Linked DNA regions of Homo sapiens: region 1 is linked to region 2. A link is an interaction called in ENCODE POLR2A ChIA-PET data of the cell type or tissue named here. Cell type or tissue: OCI-LY7. All regions are shown on one strand. Each heading gives the region's core, and the rest is flanking DNA. Links, peaks and the distances in the headings are about the cores only.

Region 1 (16,748 bases), core at 5,647-13,646, 56 kb after region 2:
TGTTGTGTTGTGCCTGCGTGTGTGTGTGTGTGTGCACATGTGTGTGTGTGTGTGTTTGAGCCAGACATCCAATCCCAACATTTGATAATGACCTGTCACATAAGCTTTCTCAATATAGAATGTCTATACTGGTGGTTAGGCCTGGGTTTTCAAAGTTAAACGGTTTATTACAATGTAAGAGCGATGTATGGATGTGTTTTCACTGTTTTGCTACTTAGGTTCTTTGCATCTTCAGATGATACCATCTCTGTAGTCCCCAGTTTCCATTGCTCAGCTGTTGGAAAAGGGCTTTCAGTGAATGACTTTTTCATCATACCATATTAGATCCTTGTCAGTATTTGCACAGTGTATGCGCTTTATTATTACATATGCTCTACTTTTATAGGGCCTGTTTTTGTTTTAATTATCAAACTACTCTGTCATTTATAGTAAGTAATCAGTGCTCTGCTAAAAAGCAAATGGCAATTTAATCACAAAATTCTAATATAGCCGATAGACATGCTTATGTGATACTTAAAACGTTAATTTTATCGGCTGTTCATGTGTATGTTGTAGGAGTATTTCACTGAGATCTCTTATTTTTTGGGCATATAGACCAGATTATTGCATCTCATATTTATGAAAATAGCAATATGGAATATGAAGGAAAGATAAATCATTCTTGTACTATGTGTAAAATTCGAAAAACAAAATTGCAAATGACTTCAACACTAATTAGTAAAAAATAAATGTTTAGCCAAACTCAAATTCAGTTATACTATCTATTGTTGAAAGGGAAAGTGTACTAGGCAGAGAGGAAAAGATTTTACAGTATGGATGTGAAAGAAAATTTTTGTACTCTACTATGGTATAAGACTGCCAGTTTCTGTGGAACACAAAGCCCTCCCTTTCTTGGACAGCTCAGTGCTTTGCTGGCATTTTCTTCAAAATCTGTTTTCCATCAGGACCAAGAGGAGGGAAGGTGTTAGGAATAAGGGAGGTTGGAAAGGGGGTTGCTGTTCCTTTAAATAGTGCAGTGAGTCCATGTGGCAGCAGGCCGCTCTGGAGTGTATTCTTTTGTAATGAATCACCAGTTCCATTGTCTGCTATCTCCCCTCTTTGTAGCTGGAAGGCTGAAGTCTTTCACCTGAGCTGCTGCCAGTTCGCTCTTCTGTTCCTGGGTGGTTGGGAGAAGAGAAGAGGGAGGGTATTTTATGCTTTAATTAAAGACAGATAAGAGAGCAGGTATGTTTTGCTTTGTTTCATTTTCTCTTTTCCTGTTTTTGTTTGTCTGGTTTTTGAAAGGAGTTGGAGTAGAGAATCTATTCTGTGATTTTGCTAAGCATATCCCATTTTCTTTGAATTCTGGAGGTCCTCTCAGCATTTAGTCTCCATTTTGTGGCACTGCTTTAAAGTGATTCCATTCGGTTGCCTGCCAGTCATGCTCCCTTGCCACTCGAACCTTATCCCACCCTTCATCCACGGAGCTGCAGCCACACTGTTTGTTTTGGCACACTTTCCACTTTCTATGGGCTTTGCAGGATTTGGGGAGTTGGAGGATAGGCGGGGATTGTGGGTTGGAGACTGAATTTATGTTCCTTTACAATGAAAAAAAAAAGCCTCACTTTTTCCAGAGATTTGGTTTCTTTCTGAATTCTTCTACATTGCTCCATATCTTCAGTTATAATCATTTCTTCGCTGAGGCCAAGATTGTCTCTTGAAAAGTATTGCTTTTCTAAAAATTACTTAGCTTTCTTGAAAAGATAAACAGAATTTCATAAATGAAGCTATGATGAAATCCGAGCAATCTTGACTCATTAAATTGTTTTTTCCGTCTTAGTCACCCCCTAATCACACACACTTTTCTCTTTCTTTTTTGGCCCCCTTCTCTATTTTTTCCTTTATCTTTCTCCTTAGCTTTGCAATTGAGTCTAGGTAAGCTTAATATTTGACAACCTATTACTTAAATTTGTATTGCTACAGGAGACATCTTCATATTGAACAGTAATGACATTCCTCATTCCTCTCAGTGATAAGGCATAAGCTCAAATTCCTGGTTTTGTTCCTCCAGTTTTCTGTTCTCCCCTGAGAAATTCCAAACTCTGATCTACACAGATTGCCATATGTAAACAATTTTATCTCTCTCAAATTTGAACTTTTCATCATGTAATTCCTTACCTAGGGGTTGTTTCTTGGACATCTGTTTATGGTAGACAGATAGTTTCTGGGAACCAGTCATACTAGGTGATACAGCCCCCCCTTACCCACCCTGGTCTCCTTCTGGTATACCATTCCTCTCCGGGATCTGACATTATTGGTATCCCACATGTTCCCTTCCGAAGTCATAATTCCTCACTCTTTTTTTTCAACATTTCCAAACCACTGTCAAATCTTTTTTGAACATTTCCTCCCAACATTTTGTATGTGAAATTTGCCAGGCACAAATACAAGGCTCCCCTGCAGTAAATACTTTGCTCTTTTGATTGTAGCACCTTTCTTAGTGGGCTCCAGTGTTCAACCTCTTCTAGGCAGTGAGAAATGCTGCATTCTGCCATCACAATGTATTGTGTCTATTCCCCAGACTCTTAAATGTTTCTCTATTACTATTAGAATGATTAAATTCAGGAAACTAATTCATTAGAGGTCATTGCCAGAGTGAATCATTTAAAATGCAAGTCTGATTTTGTCATTCCTGTGCTTATACCTTACAGTTGCTCCCCTTCAGTCTCTGAATAAAATCCTGTGACCCTGCATGATCAGGAACCTGGCTGTCTCTCTAGTCTCATCTCCTGCCATCCTTTTCTTTCTGTATTTCATTCTAATGACACTGGCCTCTTTGCTGTTCTCTTAACATGCCTAAGACCCTCCTGCTCAGGACCCTTCTGCTTTTCTCCCTGCCCAAAATGTCTTCCCACTGGTACCCATATGGTTTGTTCTACTCTTGAATATTTCTTCTCAAGGGCGACCTCTCCCTTAACTTTCCTAGCTAAACCAGCACTCCCTCATCACTCCTACCTTCATTCTGCTTTGTCTTCACTTGTCACTGATTTTAGTTCTTACCGTTGATTGTTATATGTTTGTTTGTTGTCTGTCTCCTCCCCGACCCCAAACAGAAGCTCCCTGAGATCAGGATCCTCGTCAGCAGTCTGTTGTATTCCCAGTGTGTAGAACAGTGCCTGGCACATAGTCATAATAAAAATAGCTAATCTTTATATATGCTTATGATGCATTAATATCAGATACCGTTCTAAGCACTTTACCCTCATTAACTCATTGAATCCTCTCAGCAGCTCTGTGTTATCTCCATTGTACAAAAGAGGAAACTAGGCATATGACGGTTAAGTAACTTGCCCAAGTTCAGACAGCTACTAAGAGATGTTGTGGGGAATGATATCCAGACAGACTGGCTTAGAAATTGATATTCTTAACCACTGTACTCTAATGCCCCTTGTAGGTATTGGGTATTCAGTAAATATTTGTTGAATGTGTGAATAAATTAATTTAGTTGAGACTCTGATTCATTTCTGAAATTTCCATCCCTGACTTAAGACTTTGATAAAACACTTGCAGTAATGGAATTCATTGTTGAATAAGATTACTTCATTCTTATAATATGTAATAAAGTATACATTATTCTATGATAAAAATATTAATATTATCTAATAATACTAAATAATAATGCAGAGCACATACTGTGCATTAAGCATTGTCTTAAGTGCTTTACATATTTTAGAGCATTTATTCCACTCAGCAGCCTTATATACTTACTCAGCAGTACTATTAATGTCCATGTTGTAGAAATTAGGAAACCCAAGGAGTTTGGCTCCAGCATTTCTGTTCTTAACCACCACTAATAATGACCATTATAAAAATGTTTTTGTTTTTTTATACCTACTTTGTGCCAGTCAATTTTACATACATAGCACATTTACAAACATAATTATTCATATTATGTATCACTTGTCAATCATCTTTGAGATAGGTGAGGTTTTTCCCATTTTTTGCAGGAGACTTTGAGATTCTAAAGATCAGGCAGCCTGGAAACAGAGAGAGATAGGTTTCAAACTGGAGATCTATTTAGTCCCAAATTCGCATGCTCTTCCATTATTCTGTGAACCTCATAAGATAAATAGTTCCATTGTTGGCCATGATAAGTAGAAAAGTTTTCTTTATGAGCTGAAATCTGTTTTCATGATTGTCTTCTCACTCCTTCTCATTTTCTCATCTGGAGTTGCATTGAGTGGTTTCATGTCTTCTACATAAAAACCAAATATTTGAAGATACTGCTGAACGTTCCCTTTAATCTTCTGTTGCCTTGCTTATTTTTCCTACTTCCTTGAATTACTCCTCATAGATATGAAAACATACGGTTTCCAGAATGTTTACTGACTGTCCTGGACTAGTTGCATTAATTTATATGAATGATTTGTCATTTATGTCTAATCACTAAGTAAAAATATCAATTATGATTACTTTTTAAGTTTTATTGATGCATAATTATACATATTTATGGGGTACATATGATATTTTGATACATGCGTATAATGTGTAATGATCAAATCAGTAATTAGGATACCCATGACCTCAAATATTTATCATTTCTTTGTATAGAGAACATTTCAAATCTCCCCTTCTAGCTATTTTGAAATACACAATAAATTATTGTTAACTATAGTCACTGTGCTGTTGAATATTAGAACTTCTTCTTCTTCTTTGTTTTGGAGACTGAATCTCACTATGTTGCCCAGGCTGGAGTACAGTGGTGCAGTCTTGGCTCAGATCTTGGCTCACTGCAATCTGCGCCTCCTGGGTTCAAGTGATTCTCCTGCCTCAGCCTCCCAAGTAGGTAGGACTACGGGTGCATGCCACCACACCTGGCTAATTTTGTAATTTTAGTAGAGACAGGGTTTCACCATGTTGGCCAGGCTGCTCTCGAAATTCTGACCTCAAGTGATCTGCCTGCCTCTGCATCCCAGAGTGCTTGGATTACAGGTGCGAGCCACTGCACCTGGCCAAGAACTTATTTCTTCTGTGTTTTTGTACCCAGTAACCAACCTCTCTCCATCCCCTGCCTCCTTCCCAGCATTTGCTAAACATTCTACAGTTATGAGTATTAAGTATCATATCTTTGTTATAAGTTTTGTTTTATGATAACATGTTTGGCTTTAGTCAGTTTCTTTTTTGTTGTTTTTGAGACAGGGTCTCACTCTTTCGCCCAGGTTGGAATGTAGTGGTGTGATCTCGGCTCACTGCAACCTCCGCCTCCTGGGTTCAAGTGATTATCCTGCCTCAGCCTCCCAAGTAGCTGGGACTACAGGTGTGCGTCACCATGCCCAGTTAATTTTTGTACTTTTTGGTAGAGACAGGGTTTCACCATGTTGGCCAGACTGGTCTTGAACTCCTGACCTCAGGTGATACACCTGCCTCGACCTCCCAAAGTGCTGGGATTACTGGCGTGAGCCATCGCATACAACTGGCTTTAGTCAGTTTGTATAGCTCATTGAACATGTAGTGTTGTTGGCAATTTATAATTTCAAAAATGAAGGGATATTACCTTGAACTCCTAAAAAGAATAAATAGAATATTGTTTTTCTCTCCACTATAAAGCATGCCCTCAGCTGATTGGCAGGAATCTACCTGTCTTTTAGTATCTGAGTCTTGCCCTGATCCCTCAAAGGTTACTGTCACTGAGTAATGGAAGTCAATAATTATTTTATGAAATTATAAATGAATGCTTTTATGTCCACAAATGATACAACTGTATTCTTTTTTCCTAATGTTAATTATGATTCCTCATAAGAAGTTTGGAAGAGACAAACTGGGACTTAAGTGAAGGAGATTGGGTTTTGAAAAGACTCTTAACTGAGAGCAAAGATCCACGAACTTTTTCTGTAAAGGGCCAGATAGTAAACAATTTTGGCTTTGCAAGCCATGTTGTTTCTGTCACAACTACCCGGCTGTGCTGATGAAGCATTGAAGAAGCTATAGATGATAAGTAAATGAATCGTTGGTTGTAGCTGTGTTCCAGTAAAACTATTTACGGACACTGAAATTTAAGTTCCATGTAATATGTATGTGTCACAAAATATGATTCTTTTAACTTTATTTTTAATTTATTATTATTTTTTTTTTGAGACAGAGTCTCTCACTATCACCCAGGCTGGAGTGCAGTGGTGCGATCTCGGATCACTGCCAGCTCTGCCTCCTGGGTTCACGCCATTCTCCTGCCTCAGCCTCCCAAGGGCAGGTGCCTGCCACCATGCCTGGCTAATTTTTTGTAATTTTAGTAGAGACAGGATTTCACCATGTTAGCCAGGATGGTCTCGATCTCCTGACCTTGTGATCTGCCCACCTCGGCCTCCCAAAGTGCTGGGATTACAGGCGTAAGCCACCGTGCCTGGCCTCTTAACTATTTAAAAACGTAAAACCATGCTTAGCTTGCAGGTTATGCAAAAGTAGGTGGAGGGCTGGCTTTGAACCACAAGCTATAGTTTGCTGATCCCTGACTCAGAGGGATACAGGACCTCGCAATTTCCTTTATAGCATACGTAAGGTTTTCCCATATAGCTTCATGACAGAGAGACAGTTTTGAGTGGTTCTAGCAGGTCATGATGGATCCCTTTTATAATAGAATGAATCCCCTGATTTGCTCTCTTATTTCCCCAGCCCCAGAAAATATGAAGATTCTTCTCCTTCTTTACTTCCTTTCTCCCTCCATATGCTGTATTTTATACCTTATTGCTTTTCATATACATTTTCATATTTTTTTAAAAACATTTTTCATGTAGTTATATACTGTATAACAACATTTGGGTCAACGACAGACTGCATACACAATAGTGGTTCCATAAGATTATAATACTGTATTTTTACTGTCCCTTTTCTATATTTAGACACACAAATACTTAGGTTTGTGTTATGCTTGCCTACAGTATTCAGTATAGTCACATGCTGTACAAGTTTGTAGCCTAGGAGCAATAGGCGATGCCATATAGTCTAGGTGTGTAGTAGGCAATACCATCTAAATTTGTGTAAGTACACTGTGTGATGTTCACACAAAGACACTTGCTTAAGGACACGTTTCTCAGAACATATCCCTGTCATCAAGTGATACATGACTATTATTTATTACTTTGGGCCAGATGCATTTTTCTCCCACATGATTAATTTGTCTTTAAAGGTTCAGCTTAGACTTCACCTACTTCAGAAATCTTCCTGTCTCACACAGTTGTCCCTCTGTGCTTCATTAACATTCTGTATGCATTGTTCGTTTAGCTTATATGGTACTATAATTGTGAGTATATTTCTGTGTTTTTCCATCAGACTATAGTTTCTTTCAGGATTGGGACTATATCACCAGTGTCAGCATCCAGCAAATATTTCTTTTGAGTTAATTAATGATTTTTAACTTGCTAATTCATTGATAGTGTCCTCTTTTGAAATGTTGAATGGGAGAGTTAAATTGGGTAGTCACTTGTAACCTAATGCTTATTACTTAAATCAGTTAATACTTAGCACACATGTAGTTTGGGAAATAGATGCTTTACATGGCTAGAAGATTGGGAGGATTTTGGAATAAACAACTATTTGAGGGACACAGGAAACTCTTGTATTGTAGATGTTTTAGTGAAAGTGGAAGCCTGGGTGTATGACGGTAAATGGCATAGGAGCTCTAGCCTCCTGGGGAGTCAGGCAGGAAGGACGAAGGGCATGACTCCCGCAACTGGGGAAAGGGCACGACAGAGAAAGAGAAGTGGAAGGTGACAATGAAATCTTAGGGATTGGCAACCCATGGCAAGTATACCAAATGTGGTATATTGAGCATAGTCATCTTCCTCTCTGCTTTGCCTTCCACTCAAGATGGCCAAGAGTTAGATTCTTTACATACTACTTTTGAAAACTTGTCATCGCAGATATATAGCAGATCCTAACCAGCCATTCTATGTCATTTTCAAGGCTCACTATTCTTTTAGGTCTTTTTCCCTCCCTCTCTCTGTTTCTTTTTGGATCTTTTCTATATGGTAACATCAAATGTACTTACCTTTTTTTCCCTGCAACATCTAGTCTGCCATTAATCCAATCCAGTGGGTGTATATGTGTTTTTTAAATCTCAGATTATAGCTTTCGTCTCTAGAATTTTTATGTAGGTCTTTTTCACACCTCTCATGTCTCTTAGCATGTTCATTTTTTTCCTTTTTTATCTTGAACATATGAGACACAAATGTTTTAATGTCCTCATCTGCTAATTCTAACATATGTATTAGTTCTGGGTGAGTTGTGATTAATTTATTTTTCTCAGCATTATGTGTTGTAGTTTTCCTGCTTCTTTGCATGCCTGGTAATTTTTGACTGGATGCCATACATTGTGAATTTTATCTTGTTGGGTTCTAGATAATTTTTTATGTCTATAAATATTCTTGAGCTTTATCTACAGCACAACTGCGTTTCTTAGAAAAAGTTTGATCCTTTCGGGTCTTGGGTTGTTTGTTTGTTTTGTTTTGTTGTTTGTTTTTTGAGATGGAGTCTCGCTCTGTCGCCCAGGCTGGAGTGCAGTGGCGCGATCTCGGCTCACTGCAACCTCTGCCTCCCGGGTTCAAGCGATTCTCCTGCCTCAGCCTCCCGAGTAGCTGGGATTACAGGTGCGTACCACCACGCCTGGCTAATTTTTTGTCTTTTTAGTAGAGATGGGGTTTCGCTGTGTTAGCCAGGATGGTCTCTATCTCCTGACCTCAAGATCCGCCCGCCTCGGCCTCCCAAAGTGCTGGGATTACAGGCATGAGCCACCACGCCCGACCTCAGGTCTTGTTTTTTAAGCTTTGTTAGACAGGACTAGAGCTGTGTTTAGTCTCTGGTTAATTTTTCCTGGCCACTGAGGCAAGACTCTTTTTAAAACTCTAATGGATGCTCCTTACATCATTAGGTTTTCCACTCTGGCTGTTAAGAACAGGATTATTCTTGGCACTGTGTGAGCTCCTAGTACTGTTCCCTGTATTTCTTTCAGGTGGTTCTTTCCCCAGCCTCTGGAAGTTTCACACATAGATGTGGCAGTCATCACTCAACTGAGTACTTGAGATCTTTAGAGCTCTCTTTCTCTCTGCAACTTTCTCCAGTACCGTCCCCTGTGCTGTCTTGGCTTCTCCAGACTTCTAGGTCTATCTTCTCAATTCATGGAACCCACCAGGTTCTGCCTGGGTCCTTCCTTCTCTGCTGCAGCCTGGAAACTTTATCCATGTGATAAGTTGGGGCAGTTGTAAAGCTCAACTTGCTTGTTTCCTGACTCTGGAATCTCTGTCCTTCCTTGCCTACTAGACAATGTCTTGAGTGCTGTTGTTTCATGTATTTTGTGGTTTTTTTAGTAGTTTCAGGTAAAAAGAAAAATCTGTTTCTTTTTTTTTTTTTTTTTTGAGACAGATTCTTAGTCTGTTGGCCAGGCTGGAGTGCAGTGGCAGAATCTTGGCTCACTGCAACCTCCGTTTCCCAGGCTCAAGCAATTCTCCTGCCTCAGCCTCCCAAGTAGCTGGGATTACAGGCATGTGCCATTATGCCCTGCTAATTTTTGTATTTTTAGTAGAGATGGGGTTTCACCTTGTTGGCCAGGTCGAACTCCTGACCTCAGGTGATCTGCCCACCTCGGCCTCCCAAAGTGCTGGGATTACAGGCGTGAGCCACTGCGCCTGGCCTTAAATCTGGTTCTTGTTACTCCATCTTTATTGGAAGCAGAAGAGTGAACACATACTTTTAAATGAAAATTAAGCAGTGTTGCATTGAATATATTTTTAATTTATGAGTGAAAATCAGTTGAACAGTTCATTTCAAGGAGTATTAAGGAAGAATGCGTAAGATGTGTAAGTAATTATAATACAAAGTGGGATACAGTAAATTACATGAAAATGATGTCAGTAAAGTGTTGTTAAAAGCTTATATGAGGAAAGAGTTTGAGAAGTTTGGCAGAAGTGGAAGGTGTGAGGAGAATGGCTATGGCATTGCTTTGTGTGTGTATGTATATGCGTTATACAAGACATTATCTGAAACTAGAATCAAATTCTTTAGTATTGAGTGAGGTTTAGTGGTAGGATAGTTTCAGAGAGTCTAGGACTGATAAAATTAATGGGGGGAAAAAAGTCATTAGCAGAAATACCTAAGCAAGAACACAGGAAAAACAGAGTTTCCATGTTTTTATAGTTTGGTGTGATTTGTGGTCTTGCGGAAAAGGAGAAGCATCCTTTTTTCCTATGTATTACCTGCCCTTGCAAATCTTGCAGAAGAGGGAGAAAATTCAAAGTACTATTTTTTCACTGTGTTAAACAGTGTAAAAGATAGGGGCACTCCGGACTGTGAAAATGATGACCACTGCTGCAAACTTGGTGGAACCTTAGAAAACCTCAATAAGCAATATTTAGACTCTTTGAGTCATTGCTATTTAAATGATAATCAGATTATCTACAGATTTCAATGGCAACACATTGTAGAACTAAATAAGTAGATGGCATTGTTTATAGCTTTCTTAATTTCAGTTAAAATGGTCACCTGACTGTTGTTCGCTAACATAGAGCAACTGTGACCAAAAGCTTATCTAAGTAAAGTAATCCCCCCATCCACAGTGTCCCTTTTCATGGTTTCAATTACCCATGATCAACCATAGTCTGAAAATACTAAGGTATGGTATTTTGAGAGAGAGCGAGAAGGAGGCCACATTCACGTAACTTTTATTACACTATATTGTTATAATTGTTCTGTTACTATTAGTATTGTTGTTAATCTCTTACTGTGCCTGATTTGTTAAGTTAAACTTTCTCACAGTTATATATGTATAGGAAAAAAAACAGTATATGAGGGTTCAGTGCTATCTGCAGTGTTAGGAATCTACTGAGAGTCTTGGAGCATATGCCCTGTGGATAAAAGAGGCTACTATATATGCTTTAAAGTTTTCCCTCCTGAGGAACCAGGGGGCATTTTTGAAAAACAGGAGATGCAGGGGGGGAGGTTTGTTTACTTTTACTTAGCCTATCTCTTATATGCAATCTTTAGGAAGAAGAATGTGATTTTTCCCCTCATATTTGTATTGATGTGACTGTTCATATGAAAAAGAACATGGAGAACTTTAAGATTATAACTCAGCTGTTAGCATTTATATTTTGGACTATGTATGCTTTCTATTTTTTCTTATTCTTTCACAATAATAGTGGTAATTATTATCTCTATTTTTTTTTTTTTTTTTTTTTGAGATGGAGTTTCGCTCTTGTTGCCCAGGCTGGACTGCGATGGCGCGATCTCGGCTCACTGCAACCTCCGCCTCCCAGGTTCAAGCAGTTCTCCTGCTTCAGCCTCCCGAGTAGCTGAGATTACAGACATGCGCCACCAAGCCCAGCTAATTTTTTCTATTTTTACTAGAGATGAGGTTTCTCCATGTTGGTCAGGCTGGTCTCGAACTCCTGACCTCAGTGATCCATCTGCCTCAGCTTCCCAAAGTGCTGGGATTATAGGCGTGAGCCGCTGCACCCGGCTTTTTTTTTTTTTTGCCAAAAGCAAAGAATTTTTTATATATGATCTTAGTTAATTCCTTTTTTTTTTTTTTTTTTTTTTGAAGCGGAGTCTCACTGTCTTGCCCAGGCTGGAGTGCAATGGTGAGATCGTGGCTCACTGCAACCTCCACCTCCCGGGTTCAAGTGATTCTCCTGCCTCAACCTCCTTTGGTAGCTGGGATTACGGGCACCTGCCACCACGCTCAGCTAATTTTTGTATTATTAGTAGAGGCGAGGTTTCACCATGTTGGTTAGGCTGGTCTCGAACTACTGACCTCAGGTGATCCACCCGCCTTGGCCTCCCAGAGTGCTGGGATTACAGGCGTGAGCCACTGCACCCGGCCTATCTTAGTTAATTCTTGTAGGTACCCTTTTAGGTAATGATCCTTATTTTCATTTTGCAGATGAAAAACCGAAGGCCTTGAGAGCTTAAGTTACTCATCTAAGGTCACACAAATAGTACATTCATTGCAGAGCCTAAATTTTAACCCATGTTTATCTTTCTAAAGTTTATGCTATTTCTGGCCCTGCCCCCATTTTGATGACAGGTATTACATTAAGTATAATATAAAGAATACAGACCTTACTATTAAACTTTTTCTTTTTTTTTTTTTTTCACTTAGTCAAAATTTATTTGAAGGCCTGAAGACATTTAGTTAACTTTTTCTTTACATAAACTCTGCCTTCCCCCACCAAGTCTCTGTAACCCACCTTTGGCCAAACCCTTGAGAAATGTCTACTAATTGTCTTGGAGCCTTTGGTTCCTCTGGGGTAAGCACAGAATTGATTAATTTGACTATCTGATGCATTTTGGCTTCCCAAAATTTTATCTTATTAACTGCACTCCCAGGCTGGAGTACAGTGGCGCCATCATGGCTCACTGCAACCTCCGCCTCCTGGGTTCAAGCAATTCTACTGTCTCAGCCTCCCAAGTAAGTGGGACTACAGGCACATGCCACCATGCCCAGCTAATTTTTGTATTTTTAGTAGAGACGGGGTTTTGCCATATTGGCCAGGCTGGTCTGGAACTCCTGACCTCATGTGATCCACCCGCCTCGGCCTCCCAAAGTGCTGGGATTACAGGTGGGAGCCACCGTGCCAGGCCTAGAAAATTATTCTTGAATGAAGCTGGATAGTGTAGTTGATTTAATTGATAATGATAATAATGAAGTTTCAAGTGAGGAAGACTATAAGTAAAGAGAAGAAATAGATATGTCTTTTTATGCTTTTTTAAAGTATGCCCTGTTGGTTTAGCATTGACTTGACTTTCACAGGAAATGTGGAGTGAAAACTACAAACATTTTCATTACTAAACAACTATTAAAATATGGATGGCTTGTTTTTGGTTCTTTTGTTAGCTGGTTTCAGGTATCCCTAGTTCTGTCTTCCGCAGGCCACCTTTCTTAAGTTGAGATAGGTTTTCCTGTTCAGTAATAACAGTCTGTTTATAATAGCATTTCTGATGACTACTTCTAACATAGGACTCCCATTTCTTCTCCAGGCTGGCCTCATTGTGATAAAGGATTCAATGTTGTAATCACTGGTTTACATTTCATTGCCATTCCTGATTGAAGGATCAGAGTCCATGGCCTGCCTTATTGATCCATTTGCTAGAGATCAGTGGGGTAACGGGAATTATTTTCCTCTTTAGACTGCATTCTGATCTTGGCTACTATTGCATTCATGAAGAAGGAGGGAGATGAAAAATTAGGCATTCTAACTGGTAAATACTTGATGTTTTCTTTTGTTTCTGAGAGTAGTTAGACCCTTGCAAATCTTTTCTGTTTGTAAGGATTTAAAATAATGTTTAGCATATAGTGCTGGGTGTGTTTGTAGATGGCATTAGGACTGTGACTTACAGCACATATTTAGGGTTTTTTTTTTTGAGATGGAGTCTCGTCCGTCTCATCCTGTCTCCCAGTCTGGAGTGCAATAGCGCGATCTCGGCTCACTGTGACCTCCGTCTCCTGAGTTGAAGCGAATCTCCTGCCTCAGCCTCCCGAGTAGCTGGGATTACAGGTGTGCGCCACCACACCTGGCTAATTTTTTGTATCTTTAGTAGAGATGGGGTTTCACCATGTTGGCCAGGCTGGTCTTGATCTCCTGACCTCATGATCCACCCGCCTCGGCCTTCCACAGTGCTGGGATTACAGGCGTGAGCCACTGCATCCGGCCACATATTTAGTTTTGATCCTTCTCTGAGTTGCTTTGCTTCCTGTAATTTAAATGTGTCTAATTTATTAAAGCATAAGTATACAGGCAGTTTTAAAAATTGTAGTAAACACTTCTTATTTTCCTTTTAATCTTCTCTAATTTTCTTTTAATAAATCTTCGAGTTCTTAAAAGTTTTTTAAAGAAACATAAATGTTTAATAGTTATTTAACGTTTCTCAAATATATACAGGAAACTGGAATTAACAGAACTCATTTATGGTTGAAATCTTGTTTTGCAGAAAATAAATCATTACTTCTGGGTCAAGATGGTAGATAGATGCTTTCATTTGCCTCACATCTCTTACAAGACTCCCCTGAAATAACAGTATAGAAGTACAAAAAATAAATCAGCAATAGCAAATAGAAAAAGGTGAAATGTAGCACTAATATACAAGAGAGTTATTAAATTTCTGGAAAAGCTAAAACAAATGAGAACCAATAGTTGGATGAAATGAAGAATAAGCAGATGCCTGTTGGTGAATACAAGGAGGCTGCTTGCTAGTGTTATGGAAGCCAGTCTGTCCAGGGGGAACCCATGGGAGCTCTCTGAGCAAAAATGAAAGAGACAGAAAACAGAGGAATTCAGTGTTTATTTAGGGGATAACTCAGTTACCTGGCATTGCCAAACCCTTTCCAACCCCTTCCCAGTGGCAGTAGTCAGCAAGTACTATGCCATCCCCTTTCTCTAGCATTAACAAAGGAAAAACAAGGCCGGATGCGGTGGCTCATGCCTGTAATCTCAGCACTTTGGGAGGCCGAGGCGGGCGGATCACCTGAGGTCAGGTGGAGACCAGCCTGGCCAACATGGTGAAACCCTGTCTCTACTAAAAATGCAAAAATTAGCCAGGCGTGGTGGCAGGTGCCTATAATCCCAGCTACTTGGGAGGCTGAGGCAGGAGAATCACTTGAACCCGGAGGTGGAAGTTGCAGTGAGCTAGGATTGTGCCACTGCACTCCAGCCTGGGCGACAGAGTGAGACTCACTCTCAAAAAAAAAAAAAAAGACAACCCAAAGGAAAAACAAAACATAAAACAGTGTTTGTCTCCAAAGAAGTTGATCAGAATGTTTGGGGAAATTTAATTTTGTGTGTGTGTTAGATATTGGCACCTCTTCCTTTAGTCTCATATTTAGGGGGATGGAGAGGGAGGGCATTCTGCACTTTGCTAGTGGCTTACACTAACACAAAGCCTGCCAGTGACATGCTCTTCTCTGTCTTATACTGAGTTCCCATTAGAATTTTAATTCCAAAGAGAGATGTAATCAGAAAGCAAATTCACAGAGGAAACTCATACTAGCTAACAAGTCCTTTTACCTGGGTTACCAGTACGTGAGGATCATTAGAAGTCTTAGAGGAACTTTTAGCATGAAAGAGACCAGAAAAAACAAAAAGAAAACCTGAACCTAGGGGCAAAAGATAATGCAGGAAACAGAAGAGAACTTTAAAGGAATCTTCTAACTAAAATACTCATAAATACTCATTTATAAAACCAATACTAGGTATAATGAAGAGCAAACAATTAGAGAATGCAAAAGGAGATTTAGAACATTATTGTCAATGGAAAGCACACAGTAGAAGGATAGCCAAATAGAGTTGGAGATGCTCCCAAAAAGTAGAGGTTTAATTCACCAAAATGGAAAATACAAGACACAAGTCATAGACTCTGTTCTTAGCTAGTGTTCTCTAGAAAACAACCTGAAACAAAAACCTTACCCACTAACACTTTATTGGGGAGTACCATCTCAGGAAAGCAGGAGGGAAAGAAGAGTGAGACAAGGCAGAAAGGCTGGCCCTCTCTTTGTAATAGGCCTTGCTGATTGCTTGGTTTTACTGGAAGTCTTCAGGAAGGTTGTGTAGAGCTATTGCTTCTCTGTCCTTTCCATCCAAAGAAGGTGTGAAGAGGTGTTTATGGTTTCCTCCCATTTCCTGCTCCTCCCCCTTTTGGTCAAAGTTTGCCATACAAACAGTTAACTCACTTGACCCCTTCCTTCAGCGGCCTCAGGAGAGGAGGCCAGGTCCTACAGTCCTATGGGTAGATCAGGTGTGTACTGAGTATGTGTTGCCAAAGCTTGGGGGTGGTCAGAGCAGTCAGTAATCCCTAATGGCAGCCTCTGGCCTGGGAACCTCTGCCTTTTAGGGAACTATTAAAAGAAGGTCAGTCCTCAAAGGACTGACAGAGTGAAGGATAGGATACTACTGCTTTTTTTTTTTTTTTTTTTTTTTTTTTTTGGAGACGGAGTCTCACTCTGTCCCCCAGGCTGGAGTGCAGTGGCGCAATCTCGGCTCACTGCAACGTCCACCTCCACCTCCCAGGTTCAAGCAGTTCTCCTGCCTCAGCCTCCCAAGTAGCTGGGATTGCAGGTGTCCTCCACTACACCCCACTAATATTTTTAGTAGAGACGGGGTTTCGCCATGTTGGCCAGGCTGGTCTCGAACTCCTGACCTCAGGTGATCCGCCCACCTTGGCCTCCCAAAGTGCTGGGATTACAGGTGTGAGCCAACACGCCTGGCCAGGCTACTGCTGCTTTTAATCATAAGCTCTTCTTACCTATTTGATTTGCTATCATGTGCATGTGTTAATTTGATAAAGATAAAAAATAAAATTTAAAAAGAAAAAATGAATTACCAAAAACACTCTGGAAATAACTATCAAAGATATTTTAGAATGCATTTAGAAAACAGAATGAACTTCAAATATGAAAAAATAGAATCTAATTAGTTTATATCAGGAACATCTTGGACTGCTAGAATTGATCCTTTCTCCTTTCCCACTCTTTCTTGCTCACTCCTTGTTAGCCTACAGTACCCTGGGGTTGAAATCTAGTAGTCTTCTTCTCCTTCATACCCGTTGCCAGGTTCTGCCAAGTCTGCCTTTGGATTGTCATTGCTCAGGCCCCCCAGTCTATATCTCGCTGTGGCTATTGTATGTAGTTCATAGCTTTAGTGTAAGTCCCTTCAAAGTTTGTGGTATCCTTCTAATGAATCTCCTTGTCTTCCCTACCTCATATCACCTTTGTTTCCTGATGCTGAGTGTTG
Region 2 (16,748 bases), core at 4,365-12,364:
TTTTTTTTTTTTGCGTTGCACAGTACTATTAAGCATTCATTATGTCATTTATTTTCCCTCTCTCGCCATCATCAAAAACAGGGAAAGAGACAGACAGATATGATTCCTGTACTGAGGCAACTTACTTGTTTGATGATTATGTAATTTATATCCAATAAACATAATTATAGACCACTTACTTAAATTACCAGAAAACAGGATATGTTCTCCCTGTCTGTGCAGTCTTAGCTGGACAGGCACCAGGCCCTCTCTTATTCATGCTCTATATGGATGAACTTCTGGATTTTATTTTGAACTGTTGTTTTTTCATAGTTCAATTCTGTCTTCTTAATAAATCAGTTCAGCCAACATTTAATGAATGCCCATAATGGGTAGAGCCAGCTGTTGCAAATACAAAGATGATTAAAGATTAAAGACATAGTGTGCCCTGGCCGGCCTTAGTGGCTCACGCCTGTAATCCTAGCACTTTGGAAGGCCGAGGATGGCGGATCATGAGGTCAGGAGATCGAGACCATTCTGGCTAACATGGTGAAACACCGTCTCTACTAAAAATACAAACAATTAGCTGGGCATGGTGGCACGCACCTGTAGTCTCAGCTACTCAGGAGGCTGAGGCAGAAGAATTGCTTGAACCCGGGAGGTGGAGGTTGCAGTGAGCCGAGATCACGCCACTGCTTTCCAGCCTGGGCAACAGAGCGAAGACATAGTGTGCCCTTAACAAATTTATAACACCATGGTAGAGAATCTGTATGCACAGGTAATAATGATTTTTGAATGCTATTCGAATCTGTCTACACAGATAATAATGATTTTTATATGCTATTCAATTAACATACATAAGTGAAATCCTTTTATGTGCTATTTCATCCTCACAACATTGCTAAGGACTAAGTATCATTATCCCTATTGTACAGGTGAGGAAAGCAACCATGAGAGAGTATATGACAAGCAGTAAATGGCAGACCTGGAAACGCAATCTCATCTTTTAAAAACTATGGCTCTTATTTCATTTTATGCTAGCTTCTTTTGGGAGAACCTGATTTTTTTTTGTTTCATTTTATTTTATTTTAAACTGTCTATTGAGTGATAACATTTACTCCTCAGTGCACCTGAGTGTTAGCTATTATCTTCATTTTACAGATGAGAAAGCAGATATTTCAGTAACTTGCAAAGTCACACAGTTTGCAATTGTCAGAGTTAGAATTTGAACTGTGGTTTGTCCATCCCTAAAACTTGCTATACCACAATTAGCCTCGTCTTGTATTTGTTCAGTGGTTTCCAGTTTATCAGTATAGTAGTCCCCCTTATCCATGGCTTCACTTTCTGTATCTCTAGTTACCCAAGGTCAATCACACTTCAAAAGTATTATATTTTGAGAGAGATAAAGAAACCACATTCGTGTAACTTTTATTATAGTATATAATTATTCAGTTTTATTATTAGTTATCATTAATCTCTTACTGTGCCTAACTTACAAATTAAACTTAATCGTAGTATATATAGAATTCAGTACTACCCAAAGTTTCAGGCATCTACTTGGGGGTCTTGGAATATATTTCCCACAGATGAGGGACACTACCTGTACTAGCATTCAGCATGGTACAAGGCTAGAGTAGAGAAATGAAAATAAGGAAACCTGAATTCTGTTTTCATCACCCTTCGTTACTTGAGACAATTACTTAACTGTGTATACCTTGATTTTTCAGGTTACGAAAAAGATATATTCTTAGGAACATTCATGGAATAATCTTAGAAAAATGCATATCAGTCATTTTAGAAATGAAGTAGCAAGTAACTGATGGCTTTATCATAAAACTTGAAAGTCACAGACTGTGAGTCAAAAGATACAGTTTCGGGTCTTGGTTGTGCCATTTGTCAGTGTATCATCTTTCTGAGCATGTTTCCTAATCTTTAAAATGGGACCAAGAGATTATAGAGATAATCTGTGAAAGTTTCTGGAAGTTCTTTTGTGTGAGGCAAAAATAAGCTAATAACAACACCTTATTCAGGTTTCACGTTAGTCATTTAGTGCTTTTTATCACTATTTTGCCACTCTAATTGCTCTACACAATTAGAGAACTAGACTTAATAGTAAATTGAATTATCACAAAATGTAGACAATGGCTCAGTTCAGATAACATTTAAGGTCAGATGCCGTGATAGGTACCGTACTTGACAGTGAAAAGCCATTAAAAGATTCTAAGTAGGATTGGGAGTAGGGTGAAGTGAAGTTTATAATTAGATTTTTTAAAAAGATACCTACATAGATTAGAGGAGAGTAAAAGTGCAGAGAGAAGTTAGGTGATTGTTGTGTAAGAGTCTGAGTGACAGGGAAGGTCATGATAGAATGGGCTGGAGGGAAGCGGAACTGTATTGAGAGATTCAGAAGGTAAAATTGACAGGATGTTATAATTTAGAAGAGGACCAGGTTTTTGTAGGAGGGAAGATGAAAGGGATCATGGGTTTGGTTTTGGATTTAGTACTTGGGTAACTTTGAGATGTTCAAGAGGAAATATTGCTTACATGGCCACCTAGGTCTGGAAACAGAAGGAAAGACAGAGGCTTTCCTCTATTGTGAGAAACCTGCATGCCCCGAGCGGGTCTCATAATGGCTTAAAATGATAACGGTCTAGGGAGGAATGTAGAGCAAGAAGAGAAGTTAATGCCTGGAGAAGAATGAATTTTCTTTTCTTTTCTTTTCCTTTTTGAGATGGAGTCTTGCTTTGTCACCCACCCTGGAGCACAGTGGCATGATCTTGGCTCACTGCACCCTTCGCCTCCTGCATTCAAGCGATTCTCCTGCCTCAAGCCTCCCAGGTAGCTGGGATTACAGGCACCCACACCACGCCGAGCTAATTTTTGTATTTTTAATAGATATGGAGTTTCACCATGTTGGCCAGGCTGGTCTTGAACTCCTGACCTGAAGAGATCTGCCCACCTTGGCCTCCCAGAGTGCTGGGATTACAGGACTTAGTCAGTGTGCCCGGCCAAGATTTTCAAAGGAAGCAGGGAACTAGGTTTTAAAGACCTTATTCTTAAGGAGGAAAACCAGGACATTAGGAAATCAAGATAAGAGATTGTGGCAAGACACTGAAAACTGTCCTTGGATTTAGCAATATGGAAGTCATTGGTGACTTTAGCAAGGGTTATTTTGGTGGAATGATGAGGGCAGAAGCCTGAGTTTAGCAATATGGAGGTCATTGCTGACTTCAACCCCTCTTCCCTTTCTGCCATGAGTGGAAGGAAGCAGCCAGAGACCCTCACCAGATGCAGGTGCCAGTGCCACACTTCTTGCACAACCTGCAGAACTGTGAGCCAAATAAACCTCTTTTCTTTATCAATTACACAGCCTCAGGTATTCCTTTATAGCAACATTAAATGGACTAAGACAATAGCCTAGAGCAATGGGCTGTATTGTATAGCCTAGGTATGTAGTAGACTAGACCATCTAGGTTGGTGTAAGCACACGGAACCTTGATGTTCTCACACAATCAGATTGCTCAGTGATGCATTTCTCAGAACACATTCCTGTTGTTAAGTGATACATGACTACTATATTGCAGATTTGAGGAGTGAAGCAAGGTATAAAATAGTAATCTCAAAAAAATGGGGAGTAAATTTACTACAGAGATGAAGTAGGCCTAAGATTTGTGATCATAAATTTGATGTATGTGGTGGCGAGTCAGTTGTGTGAGTTTTATCCAGCAATCTTCTGTTATTTAAATGCAGGAGAGGAATAAGTACATAGTTGGAGCTGCCAAATGAGTTAGACTAAGGGAAAAGAGGACAAGGAAATTAAGATTTTTTGGAGAGGACTCTGTGTAGTATGAGGCCATAGGATCTAAACTGGCTTAGGAGGGAGGTAGAACATAAGAAGGAGTAATAGTGAAAAAGTGGTACATCAGCCTGTAAACTATAGATCTTAAGGAGGCTGGAGAATTGCCACAGGGGTCAAACTACTATTGTAAGCAAACGCTTGATGGTGTGATAATAGAATACTTGAAATTTTTGTAGGTAATGATTGTATTAGAATATGATGCTAGGTGAATGGCTTTAGGTGAGGTGGTGGAAAAATACAGTTGGTGCTAAAGACTTCAAAAAGAAGGCCAAAATGTTGAATCTATGTGGCTGTTGAAGTTATCAGAGTGATAAGACTAACAATGGAGATGAAATCAGGGAGCCCTATTTAGCAGGGGACAGGTGCAGTTTGCCTGGAGGGAAGAGAAGTGGTTTGGAAGCAGTATTGGGAAGGAAGGAAGAGGATATCTGGAAGGTCCAACACTATATGGTAATGGGGAGTAAGGCCGATGCTTGCCCCTGCTGAGGTATGTGATGAGTAAGAAAAAAGTGTTTACTGTAGAAGCAACAGTAATCTCAGGGGCAGTCTGGTTTCCTTAAGATCAAAAGAGTAAAGAGAATATCACAGAAGAGAGGTGAGTGTGTAGAGGAGTTTGCTGAGAATAGCCCATGACCTCCAGGGCGTGGGAGGGCAAGGAAGTGCAGGAGATGGGATCAGAAAAGGCATAGAGAACAGTTACCATTGTAGTTGTTCAGGTATGAGGTAAAAGGGCCTTGAGGTCAGGGTTTGACAATGAGAATAAAGATTTTAAGTAGATAGGAAAGGCTTACGCATGAATGCTAAAATATGGCAAGCTTCAGTTATTTAGGAAAGCCGCCTTTACTATTTGTTTTAATATGACATTTAATGTTAAACAACTATCTCTTTCTGGTCATGTTTCAAATCAGAATATGGAATTTTGTTGTTGTAAAATATATAAATTAAGGACTAAATTTGGAACCAAGTAAGTAAATACTTAGTAGATTTTAAATTGTTCGTTTGGAGGAGCAGAAAATCAGCGTGGTCAAAGCACACATATTGACAAGACGGAGAGGGAGGGTGGAGGATTAAACACCCAAGATATATTTCCTCTGGTCCTTTTCCCAACAACGACAAAAATATATTTTAGGAGTTGTAGTCTTACTTCACTAACTCCCCTTTCTCCTTCTTGGTTCTGGAAAACTGTACAGTCGTGTACCACATAAAGACGTTTCAGGTAGCTATGAACTGCATCATTCATCAGTGCAGTTCAATGCATCAGTCAATGCAGTTGAAGGCATCAGTCAATGCAGTTCAATCTTACGGTGGTTTCATAAGAGTGTATAAATAACAATTGTATCTTTACTGTCCCTTCTCTGTGTTTAGGTACATAAATACCATTGTGTTACGATTACCCACAGTAGAGTATTCAGTAGTCACCTGCTGTACATGTTTGTAGCCTAAGAGCAATAGGTCGTACATACCGTATAGCCGAGGTGTGTAGTAGGCTAGGCCATCTGAGTTTATGTAAGTACACTCTATGATGATCTCACAACTATGAAATCACCTAACAACACATTTCACAGGATGTGTGCCTGGCATTAAGCAGCACATGACTATATTGCTTTTAAAAGTTGTAATCCAGTTGAAAGCATTACATTCCTGTTTAGAATTAATAGGTTTTTCTGAATGTGAGAACTTGGTGCTCCTCTTCACACATTTTTTTTTAGCATCTTTCACTATTATTAAATAAGAGAACATATGTTACTTGTAATTGAAGGCCAGCATAGAATAGACATTCCACAGATATTGGTTGAAAAGTTAATTGGATATTCTAGGTATAATGAACTGTCTGGGTAGCAAAGTGTTCAACTAAAATATTGTGTTTGGGCCGGGCGCGGTGGCTCACGCCTGTAATCCCAGCACTTTGGGAGGCTGAGGTGGGCGGATCACGAGGTCAGGAGATCGAGACCATCCTGGCTAACATGGTGAAACCCCGTCTCTACTAAAAATACAAAAAATTAGCCGGATGTGGTGGTGGGTGCCTGTAGTTCCAGCTACTCAGGAGGCTGAGGCAGGAGAATGGCGTGGACCCGGGAGGTGGAGGTTGCAGTGAGCCCAGATCGTGCCACTGCACTCCAGCCTGGGCAACAGAGTGAGACTCTGTCTCAAAAAAAAAAAAAAAAAAAAAAAAAAAAAAATTAGGTTTGGGTTTCACTTAACCCAAATCTATAGGCTCTGTACTGTCTTCATTGTGTATTAACTTGTACGGTGTTTTACTTGCTTATTTAAATATAGACCATCTATTCAGAGGTTAAATAAATCAAGAGGGAGGTAAGAGTCAGAAGCTTATGTTGTTTATGCGGGGAAACGACCTAGCTTTCATTCCCTAAAATAACTGTCAAATTATTTTTCCTGAGTGTGTGAGATGAACTTTAATCACTGGCAAGATTCTTGTATCCATGAAAATCAGAAAACTGACTATGGTTTCATTGTGTTTCTCATCATACGCTAGTTACATTTCTGTCCCTGGCCTAGTCATTAGCCTGCCATATGATTAGACAGATGATCTTTATGCTCTTGTGTCTCATCTGTAAAATGGGCATGATTTTTCCCAGTAGAATTGTTAAGTATTATTTCTTAGATAAATTGACATTCACATAAAATATTCTTAATGATTTATTTATTCTGCTTCTTGTACAGTACTTGAAATTGCCAGTTAGGTAAAAAACATCATGGTTTTTTTGGCAAGGTGGGACTGAAGGTCTCACTAAACAGTACAGTAGATGCCAAAGGCTGGGCAGGGGTAGGTGGTCAGAGCACGTGTTGGGAAGATCAGTTGTTGCTGTGTCTGTGTTCTCCTCTGCTATATTTAAGTAATTTTAGATATTTATTTTTATTTTTGTGTTTAATTTTATTAAATTAAGGTTATTAAAAATAAGTTTCTTGGATTCATTGAAAATCAAAACCATTTTTGCATGTTGCTCAACAAGTTGCTCTAATATTGGATGTTTGCAGATAATATTCAAACTGGAGAAATTTTCGATTGTTAAAGGCAGTTGGGATTGGAAGAGATAAGAAAACAAATTCCCAAGTGCCTCCTATGATAGGAGGCACTGGGTCTGATGCTTTCATTACTATTATCTTGTTTCATCTTACAACGGGGAAGGAAGATTCAAATGCGCAGTCTTGCTTCAGAGTCAGTACTCTTAACCAATATGTTGTAATACATTCAGCTAGTCTGTGATAGGCAGCATCTAAGATGGTCCCTAGTGATCCCCACCTCCTGATATTCATACCCTTGTGTATTATCTTCCCCTTATAGGCTGGACCTAGTGACTCACTTTGAATGCATAGAATATGGAAAATTGATGAGATGTCACTTCTAAGATTTGGTTACAAAGAGACTGTGGCTTTTATCTTGGGTGCTTGCCCTCTCTACCTTTCTCTCAGAGCCCCTACACTGTTAAGTAGCCTTGTGGGAAGGCCCAAGAGCCAGTGATGTCTAGGCCTAACAGCTAGTGACCTGCCAGCAGCCAGGTGAGTGAGTTTGGTGGTGGATCCTTGATAGTCAAGCTTTAATGATTGCAGCCCCAGCCAACACCTTGACTGCAGCCTTGTGAGAGTCCCTGAACCAGAAGCACTTAGCTTACCCAGCTGGATTTCTGATCCACATAAACTGAGATAATAAATGCTGTTTTAAGCTACTGTGATTGAAAATGAATTGTTACATAGAAATAGATAACTAGGCCGGGTGTGGTGGCTCACATCTGTAATCCCAGCACATTGTGAGGCCGAGGCAGGCGGATCGCTTGAGCCCAGGAGTTTGAGACCAGCCTGGGCAACATAGCAAAACCCCATCTCTACTAAAAATACAAAAATTAGCTGGGCAAGGTGGTGCGTGCCTGTAGTCCAGCTACTTGGGAGGCTGAGGTGGGAGGATCACCTGAGCCTGGGAGGTGTAAGCTGCAATGAGCTGAGAGCAAGAACTTGAGCAAGAGAGCGAGACCCTGTATCACAAAAAAAAAAAAAAAAAAAAAAAAAGAGATAACTACAGATTTTGGTACCAATAGTGGGGTGCTTTTTGGTGAAAATCTAAACTGGGAGTGACTTTGAAACTGGGCAGTGGACTTTTAAGGAGAGTGTTAGTATAAGATTAGAATACCTTGAACACATTATAAAAATGGGACTTTGAGGCGATTGTCACGAGGTCTTAAAGGAAAGAAACTGGAAGAAAGGGGATCCTTGTTATGTAGTGGTAGAAAGTTTAGCAACACTATCATTTATAGTTGTGGAAAGCAGAAAGTGTGTTTCATGAACTGAGAGATCTAGCTAAGTAAACTTCTAAACAAAACATTGCAGATCCCCTCTGGTTCCTTCTTGCTGCTTAAAGTATGAGGGGAAATAAATAAATTGAGGGAAGCACTGTTAAAAAAGGAGCCAGAACTTGATGATTTTGAAAATTCTCAGCCTTTCTGGTTGGCAGAGGGTGATGAAATTGAGACACGGCAAAGATCAATTCAAGAGCCACTCCGGGGAGAATGGCGGTCTAAAGATAAAGCCAAGACTGTGCCTTTAAAGCCTGCTGTTAAGACCTGAGAAGGTAGTGCCTTAGCATCCTCTTCAGTCACACTCAAGGCCTCTCCGTCAAACAATAGGGCTTCTAGCCTTTTTAGCAGGAGCCCAAGGTAGAGGTAGAAGAGTTCCTCTTGGAGAGATCTATGGGTATAGCTTTTGTCTATTGTGGTGAGATATGCAGGAAATCCACTGTAGCTAGGACTGAACAGGAAAAGAAACAGTACAAAATGAAAAGAGGCTGTCGGACACCCCTAGCATTCTGCTGGCAGGAAGCAGGCTGAGAAAGTGCTCAGGAGCTAACACATGCCACCTTTCATCAAAAGGGAAAGATGACTCAGAGGTTGGAAGCAGGAGCCTAGAGATGAAGGCAAAAGTCATGGAGAATTCTTTTCCCAGTGTTGAGACCTAATCAAGGAACTTTCAGTGTTTGCCCTGCTAGATTTCAGAGTCAGTATGGATCAGTGACTCTTTTGTGCCCCCCAATTTCCTGCCTTTCTTTTGTAGAAAAAGTTATGCCATTTAGTGATTGCAAGGATTTTAGAGAACAGAAACCCAGAGGGCAAGTGAGAAAGCAGCCCTAATACTCTGCCATCTAGGCTCCCAGAATGCCATGCTGTTGTTAAATTGCTTCTTTTGGCTTTTGCTTACAAGTCATAAGTACCAGATGATATGTGCAAAACTGAAGCAATCAGGAGAGGATTTCCCACCCCCGTATTTACCCACTTTCTCTCATCAGTATGAATAAACTGTCCCCTCACTCATGAAGCATTTGCATTCCTATATAAGGTGAACCTTCCAGTTGTATACTAGGTCCTATCTCTGCTAGTCTGTTTAGGACATGGATCCAGCAATTCTCTTCCCTCTCTCTGGGATCATCAAGTTTTCTGTCTTTATTGGATTAGTCCCGTCAGCATACAGTTAAGCTGTTCTTCCACTTATTTAAAAATAATACTCTTGACCTCACTTTGCCAGCAACTGCTGAATTTCTTTTCCTTTAAAGCAAAACTCAGTAGCGTTGTTTATATTTGATTATATCTGATTATATCAGTTCTCCTCTTAAACCCACGCAGCCAGGTTTTTATTGCAACCACACCACTGAAAGGGCTCTAGTCCAAGTTGCCAGTAACTTGCATGCTGCTAAATCTAGTGGTCTGGTCTCAGCCCTCATCTTACTTGACCTATCTGTAGAATATTCTATCACTGATCACTTCGTTCTCTAATTCACTTTCTTGGATACTTGACTTGCAGGACATCATACTTTCCTGATTTTCTTCCCACCTCTTTGGAAGTTTGTACTCAGTTTTAAAGTTGTAATATTTTGAGCCAAGTCCTTTCACCTCTTTTTTTGATTCTCTTTCATCCACTCTCATGGCTTTAGTTCTCAGCTAACCAGGAAAGTTTTACCAGCCGGGTAAAATGTTTTTTTCCTTTAACATATATTAAGTTTTCTTTTCTTTTCATTTCTTTTTTTTTTCTTTTTTCTTTTCTTTCTTTTCTTTTTTTCTTTTGAGACAGGGTCTCACTCTGTTGTCCAGGCTGGAGTGCAGTGGCGTGATCTTGGCTCACTGCAACCTCTGCCTCCCGGGTTCAAGCATTTCTCCTGCCTCAGCCTCCCAAGTAGCTGGGACTACAGGTCCATGCCACTACACCCGGCTAATTTTTATATTTTTATTAGAGACAGGGTTTCACCATATTGGCCAGGCAGGTCTCGAACTCCTGACCTCATGATCCACCCGCCTCGGCCTCCCAAAGTGCTGGGATTATAGGTGTGAGCCACTGTGCCCGGCCCTAAGTTTTCTTATAATTAAGAAATAAGAATAAAGGGATAGTGAAAAAACAACTGCATTAGACATTAAAAAAAAATTTCTTCCTTTTTTTTTTTTTGGAGACAGAGTCTCATTCTGTTGCCCAGGCTGGAGTGCAGTGGTGCGATCACAGCTCAGTGCAGTCTCAATCTCCTGGATTCAAGCTATCCTCCTTCCTTAGCCCCTCGAGTAGCTGGGTGGGACTACAGATGTGTGCCACCATTTTTGTATTTTTATTTATTTTTTTGTAGAGACAAGTCTGTGGCTGTGTTGCCACAGGCTGGTCTTGAATGCATGATCTCAAGTGATCTTCCCACCTCAGCCTCCCAAAGTGCTGAGATTATAGGCGTGAGCCACCATGCCTGACCAAAGGTTCTTCCCCCTCCTCCCTGCCACCCGAGACGGAGTCTCACTCTGTTGCCAAGCTGGAGTGCAGTGGCGCGATCGTCGGCTCACTGCAAGCTCCGCCTCCCAGGTTCACGCCATTCTCCTGCCTCAGCCTCCAGAGTGGCTGGACTACAGGCGCCCGCCACCACGCCCAGCTAATATTTTTGTATTTTTAGTAGAGACGGGGTTTCACCATGTTAGCCAGGATGGTCTCCATCTCCTGACCTCGTGATCCGCCCACCTCAGCCTCCCAAAGTGCTGGGATTACAGGCGTGAGCCACCATGCCCAGCTGTCAAAGTTTCATGCAACTAATTAGATATTACCCCTACAGTAACCATCAATCACATTTGAATGCTGTCTATATCTTTTAATCCCTTTTATAATACCTCATGGTTTTTGTCCTTTTTGCCTATCCCTCCTTTCTTCCTTCCCTCCCTCCCTCCCTTCCTTCCATGGCTGGGAATAGTTAAAAAGTAAAAGTTGCTGAAAAGTCAGAATGTTTCAAGATGTAGGAAAAATAAAGATCTTCTAAAATTTCACAGTGAATCTTAGGTTTATAAAAGGGTCCAAGGAATACATGTATTATTACAAGATAAAATAGTTTATTTTTAAAGTAACAATTTCGTTTTTCTGTTTTCTTTTTGGAATACCTCTAAGAAAGAAAAATCATAAAGTATAAATTCTTACAGGTAGAACTGAACTGCTTGAAAAGAAAAGTTGGGCCCAGTGGACTCTGATGATACACTGGGTGTTAAATTCTGTCTGTATGTTCTTGGCTCTCAAATGTATACCTCTAGCTAGAACTCTCTCTAGAAGCTCATATCTAACTGCCTACTTGACATTTCCATCTGTAATATAATAGTTACCTCAAACTTGACATGTCCAAAGCTGAGCTCCTGGCCTTTACTTGCCTTCCTCTGCCCTCAGACTTGCTAAACCCACAGTTTTCTTCTTCTCAGATAATGACATCTTTCTGTTACTTGAGCTAAAAAAAACCTTAGTCATCCTGGACTCCTCTTTCTCCCTCACTGCGGTCCTGTTAATTAGCAAATCCTTTAGGTTCTGCCTTTCAAAAATAACCTAAATTCAATCCATACTAGCTCTTCTTCCTTTTTTTTTTTTCCTCAGTCTCGCTCTGTCGCCCAGGCTGCAGTGCCGTGGCATGATCTGGCTCACTGCAACCTCCGCCTCTCAGGTTCAAGCGATTCTTGTGAGTCGGCTACCTGAGTAGCTGGGATTACAGGTATGCGCCACCATGCCTAGCTAATTTTTGTATTTTTAGTAGAGACAGGGTTTCGCCATGTTGGCCATGCTGGTCTCGAATTCCTGGCCTCAAGTGATCCACCGACCTTGGCCTCTCAAAGTGCTGGGATTATAGGCGTGAGCTGCCGTGCCCATCCTACTAGCTCTGCCACTTCTATCCTGGTTCGGTATTCCATCTTCTCTTGCCCAGGTTTTTGTAATAGTCTGCTACCTGGTCTCGCTATCTCCACTATTGACACTGAAGAATTTATTCTAATCACAACATCTGACATAATCCTTTGAAAATATAAATCTGATCATGCACAAAATCCACTGATGTGTTTCGCTCAGAAGAAAAGCTAGAGTCCCCACAAGGCTCCAGTCAAGCCTGCTCCTAGGTACTTGTTTGACTTTCATCTCCTCCTGTTCTCATTTCTCACAGCTACTTAGGCCTTTTGGCCATTCCTCAAATTTGCCAGGCACTTTGTACAGCTGTTCCATGGTATTCATGAGGGGGTTGGTTCCAGAGCCTCTTAAAGATACCCAAATCCGCAGATGCTCAAGTCCCTGATATAAAATAGTGTGGCATTTGCATATAACCTACACATATTCTTCTGTATACTTTAAATAATCTCTGGAGTGTTTATAGTACCTAATGAAGTGTAAATTTTATGTAAATAGCTGTTATATTGTTTCTGGAACACGATTTACGGTGACAAGGAAAAAAAGACTGTACATATCCAGTACGAATTATTTCTCCTGCCCCAAATATTTCCCATTCATGGTTGGTTGAATCCAGGGATGCAGAACCCACAAATATGGAGGGCTTACTGTACTTGTTTCTTCTGCCTGTAATGCTTCTCTCCAGATATACTCATGTCTTCCTCCTGGCCTTCAAATTTTTGCTCAAATGTTTCCTATTCAATAAGGCCTTTTGAAAGCCATTTTACTTTAAATTTTTCATAGCATTTATCTTCTAAATATTATAAAAACAGGCCATACGGCCAGGCACAGTGGCTCATGCCTGTAATCCCAGCACTTTGGGAGGCCAAGGCGGGTGGATCACGAGGTCAGGAGATTGAGACCATCCTGGCTAACATGGTGAAACCCCATCTCTACTAAAAATACAAAAAATTAGCCGGGTGTGGTGGCGGGCGCCTGTAGTCCCAGCCACTCTGGAGGCTGAGGCAGGAGAATGATGTGAACCTGGGAGGCGGAGCTTGCAGTGAGCTGAGATCGTGCCTCTGCACTCCAGCCTGGGTGACAATATAAATAAAAAATAAAAAAACAGGCCATGCATGGTGGTTTATCCCTATAATCCCAAGACTTTGGGAGGCCAAGGTGGGAGGAACTCCTTGAGGCCAGGAGTTCAAGACCAGCATGGGCAACATAGTGGTACCCTATCTCTACAAAAGCAAGTTTAAAAATTAGCCAGGGTTGGTGGGACACACCTGTAGTCCTAGCTGCTTGGGAGATGGCATGCACCTGTAGTCCTGGCTACTTGGAGGTTGAGACAAGAGGATTGCTTGAGCCCAGGAGGTCAAAGCTGCAGTGAGCTCTAATTGTGCAGACTGCACTCCATCCTGGGTGACAGAGCGAGACCCTGTATCTTTATTTTATTTTATTATTTATTTAGATGGAGTTTCACTCTTGTCACCCAGGCTGGAGTGCAATGACATGATCTCGGCTCACTGCAGCTATCGCCTCCTGGGTTCAAGTGATTCTCCAGCCTCAGCCTCCTGAGTAGCTGGGTTTAAAGGTCCATACCACCATGCTCGGCTAATTTTTTGTATTTTTAGTAGAGACAGGGTTTCACCGTGTTCGCCAGGCTGGTCTTGAACTCTTGACCTTAGGGGATCCACCAACCTCGGCCTCCCACAGTGCTGGGATTAGAGGAGTGAGCCACTGCGCCTGGCTTGAGACCCTGTATCTTTAAAAACAAAACAAACTCCGTGTGTGTGTGTGTGTGTGTGTGTGTGTGTGTGTGTGTGTAGTAGTAGTAGTAGTAGTATGTATATGTATGTAAAATAAAAACTTTTTTTCCCACCTGTCTCCTCTTTTAGAGTTTTTTGTCTGGTGTATTCGCTGCTATTATCTTCAGTGTCTAGAATAATGAATGGTGTTCAATAAATATTTGTCAAATTCTAGAGGTTTTTTTACCTGTGATTTTTTTCAGTAACGGAATACTTAGTAACTATAGAATTTATAGTGGTAGAACTCTAGCTGACATCAGCTATTCTCTCTCACATCGCAGGGACCAGTGCTTTGTACTATTGAGGCAGTAGTGCTTTAATGGCACAAGCTTTGGAACCAAATTAACTGGGTCCAAATCTGGTTCTGATGCATTCTGTCTGAATGACATTGGATAAGTTACCATGCTTTCTCATCTGTAAAATGAGAATAACATAATATCTATCACAGAGGGTTGTTTTGAGCCATGTAACGCTCTCAGAACAGTTCTTGGTGCATAGTAAATGTTCAGTATATGTTAGTTATGATTGTTACCGTTTCAGACCCATCCCAGCAGTTCTGAGTCTGTTGTACTCCTGAGTGGCAATACTGAGAACTGATTCAGGGTCTCCTCCTTATCACCAAGTCTCTTTCTCCTTTAAAAATATCATGGGTATGTTAGGTCTGCCTTTCTACCCTTCACCTCCAGTTCTCTCTTCTACTGTTTAATCTTTACTTACACTAATAGCATTCTTTTATATATCCACATTTTCCCCTCTTTTTTTTCTCTTCCTTTCTCCCTTCCTGTCCTTTTAGCAAGTACTTATTAAGCATTACTTTTTGCTTCCCTATTCTGTTCTAAATCTTGCTGTTTCTTTTTCCTTATCTTCATGTCTTTGTTTCATTATCAAATAAAAAATTACCTAATTTATGGTTGATTGACTAGAATTACATTTGTATCAGGGAAAATGGGAATGCAGTAGGTGTTGAAATAAAATTGAAATTATTTTTTAAAAAGTTGCACCAGTGACTAAAACCCTTGAAAGTACTCCTACTCCTTCCTCTAAATCTACAGAAGTCTCTACTTTCTTAGTCAGTGATTAAATTTGTCTTCTACCAACCAACGTGCAAGGTGATCTGGGGGAAAAGTATCTCTTATTTAATTACATTGGCATTATTTGTAATTTTCTGCTATTTTAGCTATCTTGTTTTTTGTTTATTTTTATTTCAGATGGATAGTAGTTCAGGTACATTACTGGTACAGTGTGCTCAAACGTTTTCCCCATGATTACTAGGTTCTTGTGATATCTGGTCTAGAAACACAGCCATCATTTATAAATCTGTGTGTGTGTGTGTGTGTGTGTGTGTGTGTGTGTGTGTTTCTTTTAATGGGAGAATGTGATCAGAGTTCTAAAAAACTGAAATAAAAATGCATTTTTAGAATATGACTTATTTTGTAAATTTTAGATAGATTATAGAATGACTACAATACCCTTTTTCAGAGCAGAGGAAGTGAACCCATTTAGGCATCCGTTTAAAGGAGTTTTGTTTTGAGGCTTTAAGGGTCTTTCATCTGTAAGATGAGCTGTGGTACTGCCTATTATATATTAATAAACGTTACAAGGAAAACAGTACTCTTTTTGCTCCCTTTTCTCGGTATAGTCTTTTTTTCCGAGCACATTTCAGAAATAAAGACCACTAAAATGCTACTTAATGTAATCTCAGTTACTTGGGAGGCTGAGGCAGGAGAATACCTTGATCCTGGGAGGTGGAGGTTGCAGAGAGCCGAGATCGTGCTACTGCACTCTAGCCTGGGTGACAGAGCAAGACTCCATCTCAAAAAAAATAAAAAAATTTTAAAAATGCTACTTAAAAGTACCCCCCACCATATTTATAAGTTCTGGGTTCACATTTCTTTTTCTAGTACATATTTAGCCCGTTCATTCATCAGTTATTAAGGCCATGCTATTTGCCAGCAATTTGGGTAATGAACAGCACTATAAGACACAATTAAAAGTATCAGATTTCTACCTTTGTTTATCGGTGATTTGCATTTTTTCAGTAACTCTCATTTTCCTTTGAATTCTTAAGATTTACCTCTTTGACTTAAGAAGTAAACTAAATTTTAACTACAGCTTTCAAAATTTGTATTAGAATTGGACAATAAAGCTTTATTTATTTATTTATTTTTTTACTATTTCACAAAACAAAATGTAGCTTTCTTAAAATTTGTTAGTTAAAATGTTTTCTTTGTTTTCCCAATAAAATGTAAAGTTTAATATGTGATGGCTAAACTCCTAGGGGGATAAGGAGGCGCTAGGAGAATAGGCAGGTTGGAAAAGGGTAGTCGGGACTTGTCCAGATTCTTGTGTGGTAGTCTGGGTAGTCTGTATATTTACCATATGGGCTACAAGACACACACACACACACACACACACACACACACACACACACACACACACACACACACACACCCTTGTGAGCATTTATTAATTCGCAGTTGATGGTGCATAGTTTGGGGAGTGGGTAAAGGATATGTTACTTTTGTAAGTACAGAATCGATTCTGACCGCTCATTCATTGAATGAAAGTTTGAGTTTCTACTACCTGTAGGTACCTTTAGGGAAGCTTTAGAAATGTAACCTGGAATTTTGCATAAACTAAACCTAGCCAGAGGCTCAGTGGCCCCCCTTTTCATTCTCTAATAGAAAAGTAAAGAGGGAGTGAGTGAGTACAAATCACCATTAAACAAAAGTAATATATTTTAGGTTTAACTATTTAATAAACCTAAAATATAAATATTACCTCACTCCCTCTTTCCTTTACTTTTCTGTTTCTTTTCCTTTTGAATGCCGGAAGACTTTAATGCTCATTATCTTAGTCTGCTAGGGCTGCTATCACAAATTACCACAGTCTGAGTGGCTTAACCAACAGCAAATTGATCTTGGAAGTCCAAGACCAAGGAGCCA

What was found. ChIA-PET counts read pairs that join two places held together with the same protein. Peaks named below come from ENCODE experiments on the same cell type or tissue, not always from the same donor. Only the 100,000 strongest peaks of a DNase experiment are listed, where the experiment ranks them.
Region 1: POLR2A ChIA-PET joins it to region 2 with 5 read pairs; 5 of 35 experiments call an interaction of 5 or more read pairs at or near these places.

Annotation. Positions count from the first base shown.
Region 1 is chr22:35,820,796-35,837,543 of GRCh38, reverse strand. The region is part of intron 2 of RBFOX2 (RNA binding fox-1 homolog 2); the gene reads left to right. Among named protein-coding and RNA genes, the nearest start is that of APOL5, 110 kb to the right of the region's middle. In OCI-LY7, for the core only: no CTCF peak of the experiment used is centred there; no DNase peak of the experiment used is centred there.
Region 2 is chr22:35,875,114-35,891,861 of GRCh38, reverse strand. The region is part of intron 2 of RBFOX2 (RNA binding fox-1 homolog 2); the gene reads left to right. Among named protein-coding and RNA genes, the nearest start is that of RBFOX2, 150 kb to the left of the region's middle. RefSeq lists an enhancer at 8,463-8,964. In OCI-LY7, for the core only: no CTCF peak of the experiment used is centred there; DNase peaks (open chromatin) are centred at 8,631 and 8,981; H3K4me3 peaks cover 1,882 bases; H3K27ac peaks cover 3,933 bases.